Regions from separate parts of the Homo sapiens genome. Here region 2 is linked to region 1. A link is a contact called in ENCODE Hi-C or POLR2A ChIA-PET data. All regions are on one chromosome and are shown on one strand. The core of a region is the stretch at or near the end of the contact, and the rest is flanking DNA. Distances in the headings are between cores, read along the strand shown. Region 1 overlaps MIR3681HG (MIR3681 host gene). Region 2 overlaps MIR3681HG (MIR3681 host gene).

What was found. Hi-C counts contacts between places; a loop is a spot of excess contacts on that map. ChIA-PET counts read pairs that join two places held with the same protein, here RNA polymerase II (POLR2A). Pooled maps may share reads with other maps.
Region 2: a map of posterior cingulate gyrus shows a loop between it and region 1 (8-fold over the local background). The contact joins two enhancer-like sites. A Hi-C loop is called at or near these places in 1 of 168 maps with a recorded cell type or tissue (posterior cingulate gyrus) and 1 of 50 pooled maps. POLR2A ChIA-PET finds 5 or more read pairs at or near these places in 3 of 52 experiments (K562, activated T-cell and naive thymus-derived CD4-positive, alpha-beta T cell).

Annotation. Positions count from the first base shown.
Region 1 is chr2:12,259,039-12,265,735 of GRCh38, forward strand. The region is part of intron 3 of MIR3681HG (MIR3681 host gene); the gene reads left to right. Among named protein-coding and RNA genes, the nearest start is that of MIR3681, 63 kb to the left of the region's middle. Within about 2 kb of position 3,798, at least 3 of the 41 ENCODE cell types and tissues checked have a DNase peak (open chromatin) inside an H3K27ac peak, as active enhancers do.
Region 2 is chr2:12,314,868-12,321,722 of GRCh38, forward strand. All of the region lies in intron 4 of MIR3681HG (MIR3681 host gene), which reads left to right. Among named protein-coding and RNA genes, the nearest start is that of MIR3681, 120 kb to the left of the region's middle. Within about 2 kb of position 3,329, at least 12 of the 41 ENCODE cell types and tissues checked have a DNase peak (open chromatin) inside an H3K27ac peak, as active enhancers do.

The DNA of each region.
Region 1 (6,697 bases), core at 2,548-5,047:
GGCAACTTATATCACAAATGGATATACCTTTTGATTCAGTAATTCCACTTCTGAAGTGTTATCTTACTAGTAGATTTGCCATTGATCACATACACATTCAAGGCTATTAATTACAACATTTTTGTTTTGGAATCATAGAAGATTGAAAATAAATGCCAATCAATAGGGAGCCAGTTAATAATTATGATAATCTATATTATATAATAATATGCAACCATCAAAATGAATGATCCAACAGATGTGGAAAGATCTCAGGATGAAATTAAAACAAATTGTTAAGTGAAAGTAGCAGGGAGAGAGCTAATACGCATAATATATTTCCATTTGTGCAAAAGTGGAAGAACATGTACCTACATGCTTATAAAAACAAAAACAATTCCAAAAGAAAATTATGCTGAAAAGGTCCATTTAACAGGTAAGGAAATAAATAATCAGAAATGTTATGAATTGCCTTCAAAGGCAATCAATTAGCAAAGTCATAGATTTAACCTAAGTTACCTGACACAAATCGTTTTGCTTTTCTGCCTAGCTAGATGCCAGGTTCTCCAGTGAGCAATGGGAATTCAGAGACAAGAGATGTGGCTCTTACATTGGAAGAACTCATAGTTGGAGGGGCGGAGACATATAACTGCAATTACACAGAAGCATAGTGGCAGTCATAAGCTCAGGGCTCTGTGAAATCACCAGGGAGTTGGAGTGCTGTGAAAGGATGTAGAGATTAATGCTTGAGTTGAGTTTTGGAAGGAGATTTATGAGTTTATCATCTCACAAAGAGAAGAAAAGACTAAGGTCGAAGAAAAGAATCAGCATGACCCTTCAAAGGCTCAGAATGAATGAATAAATGAATGAGGGAATGAATGAATTCATCCAAAATATATTTATTAAATATCTATTGACTCCTAGGCATGAAATGATAACCAAGTCAGAGAAGGTACGCAGCTTCATTGTCATATCCTGGGGAGGGAAGACAGGCTGAAGATGTAAACAGATAAGATAATCTCAGAATAGAAAAAGCTATGTAGATTTACGAAGAAAACAAAAAGCATTATATGACAATGAATGAATGAAGGTGGTGAAAGGGGTGCTTTATAGACTAGCCAGGTAGGGTCTTTTGCAGAAGATGGCATTTGGACAGAGATTTGAATCATGAGAAAGAGGCTGTCAAGAAAACAGCAAATAGGAGAGGTTTCCAGACAATAAAGTAGGAAGGGCAAAGGCTGTATCAAGCCTGCTTTGCTCAAGGATCAGAGAGAAAACAAGTTTGTCCTCAGGAGAGCGAGCAATAGGAAAATTAATCACAGATGGCATTGGAAAGGTAGGCAAATGCCGGATCATGTAAAGCATGATAAAGAGTTTGAATTTTGTTCTAGGCACAGTGACAAGCTGTTGGAAGCTTTGAGAAGGGAAAAAGCAGGATGTGATTTGTGCTTTTAGATCACCAACTCTGCCAGGTATGTGCAGCTAAACTTTGGGAGGCCGAGGCAGGTGGATCACCTAAGGTCAGGAGTTTGAGACCAGCCTGGCCAACATGATGGAAACCGCATCTCTACTAAAAATACAAAAATTAGCTGGGCATGGTGGTGTAATCCCAGCTACTCAGGAGGCTGAGGCAGGAAAATCGCTTGAACCCAGGAGGCACACGTTGCAGTGAGCCAAGATCACGCCACTGCACTCCAGCCTGGGCAACAAGAGCAAGACTCTGTCTCAAAAAAAAAAAAAAAAAAAAAGGCTGGAGGCAGGGAGCCCACTGAAGAGGCTGTTACAGTAACCCAGATAAGAGATGGTGGAAGGTTATTCTAGGTGGGATGGAGAGAGGAGGAAAATTCAGCTCTTTTTCAGAATTAGAATCTATAGACCATGCCTGGGATATGAGGGAAAACACAAGAGAAGGATCCTGAATGATTCAGGTTCTTAGTCCCAGCAACTGGTGATTTAGCATCACCTGCGATGGGAAGGTGAGGTTGAAATAAGTTTTGGTTTAAGACAGAGGAAGAGATCATTGTGACAACCTGTAGTCAGTCCCATGATATTCATTTGATTGGAATGTGGAAGGAATAAAAGAATGGGGAAAAATAAGAATATAGGAGTGAGAAAATAACTGGGCACAAAAATAATGAGGATATTGGATGCCAGAAAAAGAGTTTGGGCTTCATCTTGTAATAAAAATATTAAAAATATTTTTCTTGGGTATTTAATATTCCCAAGAATCCAAAAGCAGCATTACTATTTTTATTCTCACATTACAGATGAGGAAATGGAAGCACAGGAAATTTACTAATATGATCAATGTCATATAGAACAACAATAACAGCAAAAAGTCAGGGTTCAAGATCCAGGCGATATGAGTCCAGATCAGTCTCTCTTTCTCTCCGTCTCCGTTCCTCTTTCTCCTCCTTCTCCTTCTTTGTCTTCATTTTTGTCTTCTTCTTTTCTTCATTCTCAATCATCTATCCCTCTGTCTATGATGTAAACCACATACATCATTTACAAATTTTTAAGTAACCACATTAAAAAAAAAAGCAGGTGAAAATAATCTAAATAACATATTTTCCTTAGTCAACTATATCCAAATATTTTCATTTCAACATGTAAGTATAAAAATTATCAATTGAATGTTTTACATTATTTTTCACACTAAATCTTCAACATTTAATTTGTATTGCACACTTACTGCACATCTTATCCACACCATCCACATTTCAAGTGCTCAGTAGCCACAAGTGGCTCACTGATGCCATACCGGACAGCTTAGATTTCTACCCGTACAGAAAATTCTAGAGGAAAATGCCAGGATTATTGTTTCAAAAATATTATGTAAGATTGTAGAGCTTCAGTGGTAGAGCAAACCTAGCAAGAGTTGAGACAGGAGGAATTAAGATTGTCTTAGTCTGTTTTGTGTCACTATAAAGAATATCTGAGGCTGTGTAATTTATTAAGAAAAAATGATTATTTGGCTTATGATTCTTCTGGCTAGAAGGTTCAAGACTGGCATCTGGTGATGGCCTCAGGCTGCTTCTACTCATGACAGGAGAAGGGCAGCCGGCCTATGCACAGATCCCATGGTGAGAAAGGAAGCAAGGGGGAGAGGGAGAGGTACCAGGCTCTCTTTAACAGCCAGCTCTCTCTTGCAGGCATGAATAGAGTTAAAACTCATTCACCCCCAGGGGAGGTATTCCTGAGCCATCTGCCTCTCCATGATTCAGATACTTCCCATTAGGTCCCACCTTCAACACTGGGGATCAAATTTCAATATGAGGCTTGTAGGGAACAAATATTCAAACCATAGTGGAGATGAAGGATTTGTGGATTTCTTATTCCCAGGCTTTTTCTAGGCTCTACCATTTCTTACTGCGAATACAATACCCCAACACCCCTTACTTGTCTCTCTGCTTCCTTTTTTTCTTATGAATGAATGGAGGTGACAAAGGATTTATGACTAAGAGTATTGGTAACAGTGCTCACCTCTGCACCCAAGGCTTACCAACATCGTGTTTTTGTATATACAGGCTGAATACATAACATGCAACCAGGTGGTAATAAAGAATGTTAGTGTCACTTTGTACAAGGACATTATTATAAAAAGTACAAACCATTATCATCTTCACAACTTAGGAGTCCTTTTTAAACTTTGTAATATCCACATGAAGCAAATCTATAGCCTGAATTTCCAAATCTCTCTCTGAAGAAAACAGAAGATCACTTCCTTTCTAACATGAATAATATTTATGCTTACATGTAGGTCAGAGTCAGCCAAACAGCTCTTGTGTCTGAAAGTCTATTTTAGACTTGGCTGTCATGACAACCATGAGATTTGGCCCAGGTGTCTTCTCTCTCCTGACACACAGACAGCAGGTTTGCAGGCCTGGCTGTGAATTCTGGGGAGCAGCACTTAGGAACTGCCATAGGATGATTCAGCCCACTTGGTTTTGGCAGGGGTGCTGACCTAACAGACTGCAAAAAATTCCATTCCACATGGATTCTTAATTTATCAATTTAGAAGAGGACACAGTGGGGAGGGTTATGATCACTAATGGGCAAAGTTGTCATGGTACTGCACGAGCAAGGAAGGCTGGGAAAGAGTGAATAGAGTGAATAAAGGCTATCATTTGAGAGGTGCTCGAACCTAGAATCCAGATTTGAGGTTTCAGTCCTCTGAGCTCACATCCCAGTCCAAGGACATAAGTTATGAAGTAATTCCCTGGGAAGGAGGCCTGCCCTGGCACAGCTCTGACTGCCCATTCTGAATAGCCCATCTCCACTTCATTCTAGTCCCAGGAATCCAGGGGGGTTGGTGACAGCCCTGTCTCTCCTGCCCACCAAACATGTGTGTTTCTAGGATCTCCTATTCTAGGAGACAATGGTTCTCAAATTTGGCTGCATAACAAAATCATCTGGAAAGAAGTTAAAACTCCAGATCCCCTAGTAAAACCCTATATCCATTAAATAAGAATATCTGGGCTAGGAGGCTGTGAAAATCAGGTCAGTACTAGTTTTTCAACCTCCCTAGGTGACTACAACGTACAATCAAGGCTGAGATGCACTGATCTAAAATGAGCTGGGAGTGGACTGTGATATCACATAGAAGCTTGATTTATAGATGTTTTTTAATTAACATAAAATACTAACATAGATTTTATCTGATTAGCCACAACAGTGGTTATCAAAGGGTTGGTTTTACAACGCTTTTTACTCTTAAAAATTACTGAAGATTCCATAGTGCTTTTATTTATGTGGGCTATATCTATTGATATTAACTGTACTAGAAATTATACCTGAGACTTTTTTTATAGCACAAAAATGCAAAAGCACATGTTCTGTTAGCCTTCAGTTTTCTGAAATGCCTTTGAAGGCTTTTCTCCATTGTCTTACCTATTAGCACTTGGCTCCTTTTTACTCATGCAAATTTCTGCAGCCCACTTGAATTCCTCCCTTGAAAATGGGCTTTTCTTTCCTACCACATAGCCAGACTGCAAATTTTTCATACTTACATGCTCCACTTCCCTTTTAAATATAAGTTCTAGTTTTAAGTCATTTATATGATCTTGCACCTGAGCACAGGGTGGTAGAAGCAGCCATGCTGCACTTTGAAGGTTTTTCTTTTTAGAAATTTCTTCCACCAGATACCCTAAATCATCACTCTAAAATTCAAAGTTCTGCAGATCTCTAGGGCAGGGGCACAATGCAGCCAAGTTCTTTGCTAAGGCATGACAAAAGTGACCTTTGCTCCAGTTCCCAATAAGTTCCTCACTTCCATCTGAGATCTTGTCAGCTTGGCCTTCAATATTCATATCGCATATCACTATCAGCATTTTGGTCACAACCATTTAACCAGTTTCTAAGACACTCTGAACTTTTCTTCATCTTCCTGTTTTCTTCTGAGCCCTCCAAACTCTTCTAACCTCTGCCTGTTACCCAGCTCCAAAGTCACTGCCACATTTTCAGATATCTTTATAACAATGCCCCATTCCACAGTAATAATTTTCTGTATCAGTCTGTTCTCTCATTGCTATAAAGAAATACCTAGACCGGATCATTTATAAACAAAAGAGGTTTAATTGGCTCATAGTCCTTCAGGTTGTACAGGAAGCAAGATGCTGGCATCTGCTCTGCTTCTGAAGATGCCTGAGGAAACTTGTAATCGTGGCAGAAGGTGAAGGGGAAGTAGGCATATCACATGATGGGAACAGGAGCAAGAGAGCGAGGAAGGAGGTGCTATACAATTTTATACAACTAAATCTTGCAAAAACTCACTTACTCTCATGAGGAAAGTACCAAGTGGATGTTACTAAACCATGCATGAGAAAACTACTTCCATGATCCAATCACCTCCCACCTGATCCCACCTCCAACATTAAGGATTACATTTCAAGATGAAATTTGGGTTGGGACACACATCCAAACTGTATCAGACAGCCTTTACTTCTGGCCTTAGATTAGAGGACAGAAGAAGTCCATGTGTCTCCTCTGTGGCCCTCATCAAGGTGGAGGCCACATGAGACTTTGTGGCTGAATCAGAGGAACACCAGTAGTTGTAGTGGATGCCTGAGCAGATATCTGGAATCTTGGATGCATGGAGCAATCAATATCTAACATGGTAATTCATATCCTAGAGCTTTCTGTTTTCCCAGGGATTATTTCTGCCACTTTTTTTTATGGCTAAACTTATTCATACTGCAACATTAAAATTGAATAACACTACCCAACTCCTTGGCCATCACCCACCGTCATGTTTCTCTGTTAGGTCGCTCTCCACTGGCTAACACAGAACCTGTACTTGCCCTCTTTCTGGCATTCTCTCTTATGAAATTCTATTTACACAGTCAATCCACCATGTGCCACTTGGCATTTAAGGTCAAGGACCATATTCTTAAACTCTTTATCTAGTTTGTAGCATAAAACCTGTCACACAATAAATGCCCTTTAATTTTGAACTGTATTCATATAATCCTACTATTTACATAAAATAACAGATAATGTATAAAAGTGAATGATACCCAGAAAACACTCAAATCATTGTTATTCCCATTCTATGTTAAAACATAAAATTAATTAACAAAAATTTTTAGGACACTCGTTAACATAAGATTTTATCCACTGTAGACAGAGTTTTGTGCTTTTGGAATTAGCTGCTTAATACCAACAGGAACTTGAAAGCTTAATGCTTCTTTTTTCCTTGTGGTTTCTATTATAATTTTTA
Region 2 (6,855 bases), core at 2,079-4,578, 55 kb after region 1:
TCTTAGTCAGCTTGGGCTGCTGTAACAAAATACCATAGATTGGGTGGCTTAAACAACAGACATTTATTTCTCACATTCTGGAGGCTGGGAAGTCCATGATCAAGGTGCTGGCAGATTTGGTTCTGATGAGGGCCCTCTTCCTGGCTTGTAGAGGCAGCCCCGTCACTACGGGCTCACAGGGCATTTCCCCTGTGTGTGTTCGCACAGAGATCTCCTTCTCTCTTTTCTTCTTATAAAGGTATTAATTCCATCAGGAGAACCCCCTTGTGATAACCAACCTAAATTTAATTAACTTCCATAGGTCCCACCTTCAAATACCAGCACATGAGGGGTTAGGATTTCAACACAGGAATTTCAGGAGGACACATTCAGCCCATAACACCAACCAGTTTTATTTTTACCATCCTCTGGAAACAAAATAAGGAACTTGTAACATGTTCTTCCCGGGCATTAGATGATCTGAATGTGTCACCCTCAAACTCATATGTTGAAACTTGATCCCCAATGTGACAGTATTTTTAAGAGGTGGGGCTCTTAGGCATGATTAGGTCATGAGGGTGGAGCAATGGGATTAGTCCTCTTATCAAGGGGCTTCATGCAGTGTCCTCCCCTTTTTCTTTTTTGCCCTTCTGCTATGTGAGGACACGGTTTCCCTGTGAGGATGCAGCAAGAAAGCACCATCTTGGAAGCAGAGATCCTTCACCAGGCACAGATTCTGCTGGCACCGAGATCTTGGACTTCCCAGCCCCCAAACTATGAGAAATAAATTTCTTGTATTTCTAAAGTACCCAGTCTGTGGTGGTTTTCATATAGCAGCATAAATGGACTAAGAAAAGGATGTTCCTGGGGGTCACCAAGTATCTCACCTGTGTGGTTCCCCATCGTGATAGTTGGATTCAAAGCTGAAGGTTGTCACTGACTTCTGGGTTCTCTCTGCTTGCCTGTCTAGGGCATTAACTCTGGAAATACTTTGTTTCTTTGTTCCCAACCATCCATCTCAAATCTCTTTCCCTGCTTTCTCCAAGGATGTTGTGCAGGTCTTTGTGCAAATAAGAATTTCAACCTATATTGGATAAGCCATATTTACAGAGGTGAATTTGATTTGTAGATATGACCTTTTCCTTGCCCAATGACAGTACCCTGAGGTTGAAGTCTGTTGCTCAGAGAATTTGGATGCACTAGCTTCTCCAAATATCTGCTCATCCACACAGCAGAGGGATAAGAGGAGACCAGTCTGCTTCTCCCTCTTTCCAATCCCTAAACCTTATAATTTGTGTACAAAGGAACTAATTTTGAAGAGCAGAAGGTCAAGGAAGACTAACAAAAATCTATCTTTTTGAAAGAAAGCAGCACTGGATTTAGGTAGCCATACAAATTGTCCCAAGTGGTGTTCTACTCCAAAATAGTGTGCACACCTTTTTAGCCCTACAATGAGTTGGTGGCTGACTGTGCCAAGTGCCTGCTTGCAAAGCTTTCCTCTGGAAGGGAGCCCTGGAAATGCTGAGCAGTGGTGACCCCACATTGCCTTTGGGGGCTGAATTGTCACCAGCCACAAAGATAGATCCTTTTACCTTTTGCATAATCCAGACATGTGGTTTGGAAGAGAAATAATTCATTTAAATCTCCCCTGCCTCTCAATTTTGCATAAAGTAAATTCAATTCCATTCAATTTGCACAGATTTACTGAAAATGTACTCAGGGTTGGGCCCAATGTGAGGTGTTGTGGACACAGTGGCACATAAGACACTGTTTTGGCCCTTGAGGAGCTCATAGTGCAGAGGGAGAGACAGTCAGGTAAAAAATGACATGGTACAGAGATGAGTCACTCTGTTGTGGCAGTGACAGTATAACTGTCCAGTGGGTTCTTCTTGCCCACTGCACAAATAAAGAGCATGACGTTGCAGTAAAGGAAGAGTTTAATGGATGGAAGTCTGGCCATACCACGTGGGACATAGAGTTACTACTCAAATCAATCTCATCCAAGGCTCGTAGGTCAGGGGTTTTTCAAAGACAGTCTGTGGGAGAGGGTGGGGGTGGCCAGGTAATGGGTGTTTGCTGCCGAATCGGGGCAGAGATGAAATTACAGGGGGTCAACAGTGTCCACTTGAGCTCAGTTGCTTCTGGATGGGGGTCATAGGAGCAAGGGTCAGTGGGCCCAAGTAGAGCCATGTGTGTCAGACACGCAAAAAACCTGAAAAGATAGCTCAATTGGCCGATCTTAGGTTCTACAATAGTGGAGTTATTTGCAGGAATGGCTGGCAATCATCTATGTCTACACCTTACCAAAATTCAGATTCCCCTTCTCCCCCAGGTGATGCCCTTTCATTCACTTTACAGAGGTAGTTGAGTTTGGGGGAAGGCCTATTATCATTTAAACTATAAACTAAATGTCTCTCAAAGTTAGCTTAACCCAAAAGCCCAGGAATAATTAAGGGAAAGGCAAGATAAGGATGGGTTTGATCAGATCTTTTACTACCATAATTTTGTTACTACTATAATTTTTGCAAAGGTGGTTTCAACAGGATAGCCTGCGTTGACAGGGGAGGGTGTGTAAAGACCCTGGAGAAACCAACAGAGGTGGCCTGGGGGCAGCCACAATATCTGAGGCTTGGAGAACACAAATGTGTTAACCCAGCAGGCCAGAAGCAGTGTGGGTGTGAGGTCAGATATGTCACAGGCAGAGAGAACACATGCTATCAGCAAAGGCACAGAATCTGAGAGTCCAGCACGCCAATGGAACAGAGTGTGGTGTGTGGAAAGAGGGGCACAAAGGGAGGCAAAGCCCAGGATCGTGGATCAAGGGTGATCCATGCCATGACAATAAGGACAACTCCTTATTGTCATGCAATGCTTCCCAAGATTTTATTGACAGGGCAGAGACACAATCAGAACTGTGTATTAGAAAGATGTCCCTGGAAGCTAGGGATAAGAAAGTTTGCAGAGTGAGGCTCAGCAGGGAGCCACGGACTTAGGTGGGAGGCTATTCCAGGTATCCAGGAGAGAAATGGGGAGGCTCTATGGAGAGTGTGGGAGTAGAATGAGGCTGGCCTTGAGGAATGTCAAGAGGGCAGGACTGACAGTTACCACCTGGACGTGAGACACTGGGCATGGGAAGAGTGCTGCCAGGCAAGTAAGTCTCAGATCAACACACATGCGTTGCTAAAGCTACTGACCAAGGCTCTGGCCAGATTGATGGCCTCCTGGCGGTGGCCTTTACTGCTCCCCTTGTACACCTGAGGCAGAGTTACTTACATTAATGTCTGTGTCTCTTCCACTGCCTTTGCAAACAGATCCCTGAGTTCTAAGTGAATCAGAGCCTGCATGGTACTTTTCCTCTGACTTCAGACTAGTCATACATTTTGGAATTCTTCCATGTTGAACTTTCACATCCTGCACAGAACACTCGGGCCCTGAGACAGCCCTACGCCATTTGGTGAGACCTTTGGTGAAAAGTCAAGGTCTGGGTTTATGACACAATATTTTTTCCTGGTCTATTTATCCCTGGCACAGTTCAGAGCTGGCCTATTGGAACAGGAGGTTCCAGCCTTCTCATTCACCTGGGCACTCTCTAACCTCAAATCAAATTCTACTGTCTCCCAGATTACATTCTGAGTTCCTAAATATGTGGGGAAAAATACTCTCAAATGCCTCCCTAAGAATACACACAGTCATAAAGCTCACGTACATTCAAATTGCTTTTTAAAAACAAAGACCGTGAAAAACCAAAGCTATAAAAGTATGTGAATCATCAACCCAGAAATCATGCCTCAAGGCACGCCTGACAGCATGTTCGTTCCCGGATGCTTTTCCTTCACAAATTATGGAGGCTGCCGACATCCTTCTGGGGAAAGGATTATCTGATTCCGCAGGCAGTTAAGAATAACATGTAAATGTCATTTAGATGAGCTATTTCTACATGGATCAAAAGACACACTCAAGTTACCAACTATGATAGCCAAACCCTTTATTTCAATAAAATCAGAGCAAACCCACAAAACTCTCCCAACTGAATTAGCACCATTGTGGTGTGGGAGGCATTCAGACATTCCTTCCAGGTTAGTAGACTATTTGCAATTCAGCTGTTTTACTGATGTGCATGTTATATAACTGCCACCAGCCATGGGGGAAGCTAGAATCCAAGGCGTCTCAAAATTTTCCACTGTGTACTCAAAGCCAACAGGAGAGAGTGAATGAATACTCCCTTGCTTTATGGTGACATAGCTAAAACTGTCTTTCCAGTAAATACCAGAGTGAGAGGCAATGTAACATAGTGGTTATATTTATGGGTTCTGGGGTAGAGTGTCTTGGATTTGAATCCCTATACGTTTGGGAGCTGCGTGTCTTGGATAACTTCTGTTGCCTCTCTCAGTTTGGATTCTTGTTGGCTTCAACGATTTTATCTTCCTTATTGAGTTACTCTGAAGGTTAAGTTAATAGATGTTAATCCTTAATATATGTTAAGTTCCTCTATTTAAGGGCTCCATAAATGTAAGCTATTGTTTTAAAACAAAACTGTAAGCTCTATGCCTTGTTTTAATTCAGGCAATGTTGCATTTTGCTGTCTCTGTGTCTCTAATACAAAATAATGTTTCCCTCCAAATTTCCAGTAGAATTGACCCTCCCAGGAGAGGTACCATATTTGTGCCTGGATTTGCATAAAACCAGGTTCACTGCCACAGATTCCAAGACTGACCTCACCCTAATGTGAGAAGCACAGTCAGACTGAAGAGAAGGCAGAGATGCTTCCCTACCAAGGCTCCTTGGAGATTTATTGTTGTTTATTTTCTAGATAACTGAGTAAAAACCAATTTTTGTAGGTAATGTTACCATGGAATGGATTACCTAGTTGCTGTAGTTTAATGGGTAATGTCTAGAAAAATATATGTCTCAAAGCTTTGTTGTTTCTAAGGAACTTCACTGGTGACTTTACTTAGTAAGTCAGCACTATGTAGTACAACGGTCACTGTCCAGATCTGGAGATGAAGTAGGTGGAGGGAATTGTGGTGTATGTTGCTTATTACTGTCAAAGAACACTGGCTTCAGAGTCAGGAAACCCGGGGTCTAGGCCTGCCTTTCTCTTGACTTATTCTGTCATTTTGCACTTAGGATTCAAATGCAGGTGCATTGATTCTAGAGCTCATAACCTTGGCTGTTTCTTTATACATCTGATTAAAAGGCTGTGACTACACTGCACATGTCTTTTCTGAGCTTGTGATAGGCCTGCTTATCTCTGCTGGTTTTTACTTTTAAGAAGCCACTGGATTGTTATACAATCAGTAAACATGCATGCTCTCCGTAAATCAATCTGGATCTGCATCTGATCTTTTTCCCAATCACTGGTCGCGCATTTCTGACTGTGTATTAGAAACTCAGTTCCCCATTTGACCTTGTGTTTTCCCACCAGTGGTCACATCTCATGTATGTGACTTCCCCTGTGACTGGCACCTGGCAGGGCCATGGTAAAATTGGTTTATTACCCAAATGCATGAAATCATAAGTCTCTGTACCACTTAAATGAAATGACAATTCTAAATACAAATTTAATTCGTTTGTACTCAAGGAACAATGCCATTTCTATGAACAAGACTAAAAATAAACTGTGAAATGATCTTTATCAGTCAAGAATAAACAAAACAAAACATTGACTACAATCACATCGCTCCAGCGCCAGCGTCATCATTTCAACATCTATTTGGCTTCTTTGCTTCTAGTAACTGTGTGGCTACAATTTATGGTTGTAAATATGGATGAAAGAAAGCATGAAGAGTTTAGAACATAATTGAATTTAAAATGTTCCTTCTGGAAATGTCTGGTCCAAGGACTTAGGATCCAACCTGAGTTCTTTGCATGGGAGATTTGGGGGAATTTGCAAAAAAAAAAAAAAAAAAGAAAAAAGAAAAATACTGATTCGTGACTCAAGGAAAGGGGGCTTATTGATGACTCAATTTTTTTCCTGAAATCAAACTTCTCTTACAAGATGGCATTTGAGTACATTAAAGGTAAATAGCACGGAAACATATGGTTTGAATTTCCCATGAAATGTGAAAGTTTTGATATTAAGGGAGCACATACTTCAGAAAGATAATTTGGCCTCTGCTAAAACCAGAACATTTAAGAAATCCTTCTAGAGACTTTGCCAAAACCCAGGGCCATTGGACTGTTTTTGCCTAGCAGCTTCCACTTCAGCCAGTACCCCTAGTGACCCGGCCAAGTGAAACAGAGAACTCAGCATCTTCTGAGGGGATGTCTGCCAATCTCAACCCTGGTGATATGTTCAAGGGCTTCCAGCTCATCCTGTGAGCCAAGAGAACAATTTGAAAACGCTGGAGTCTCTTAGCATATCTGCTTCGGGTTACTTTGAGAGACAGTGTGTGGGAGCTGCCAGGCTGAGAACAGGATCCATGCTGGAAACTATTTGCAAAAGCCCCACTTCCTTCTGCCAGGCCAGCTTCTCCGCAACCCAGACAGTCTGTGCGAGAACAAAAAAACAAGGACTATTGTCAAATTAATAGCACTCCCTAAAAAAGTATGGCAGGTGGTGAGATTCTTGGCCATTGAGTTCCAGCCAAAACATTTCACATTTTTTTCTCCTGAGGGAGGCACTGGGAGCTTGCTGTGAGTCAGAAGTGTGGGGGCTGCAGCAGAGAGTGGCCGCTTGAGCATCTTGCCTGTTCCTGATGAGAATTAGTCAATTCTTGGAAAGAGGGAAGAGCTCGCCTTGCTCTGCTACCCACTTCCAGATTCTCTGCTCAGCCTTGGGTTGGAGAGTGAGTAATCTAATGTGATTCTGTTTATTCCACTCAATACATATACATTGACTGAGTTATTTATTCAGCATCAGGCTCAATGCTAGGT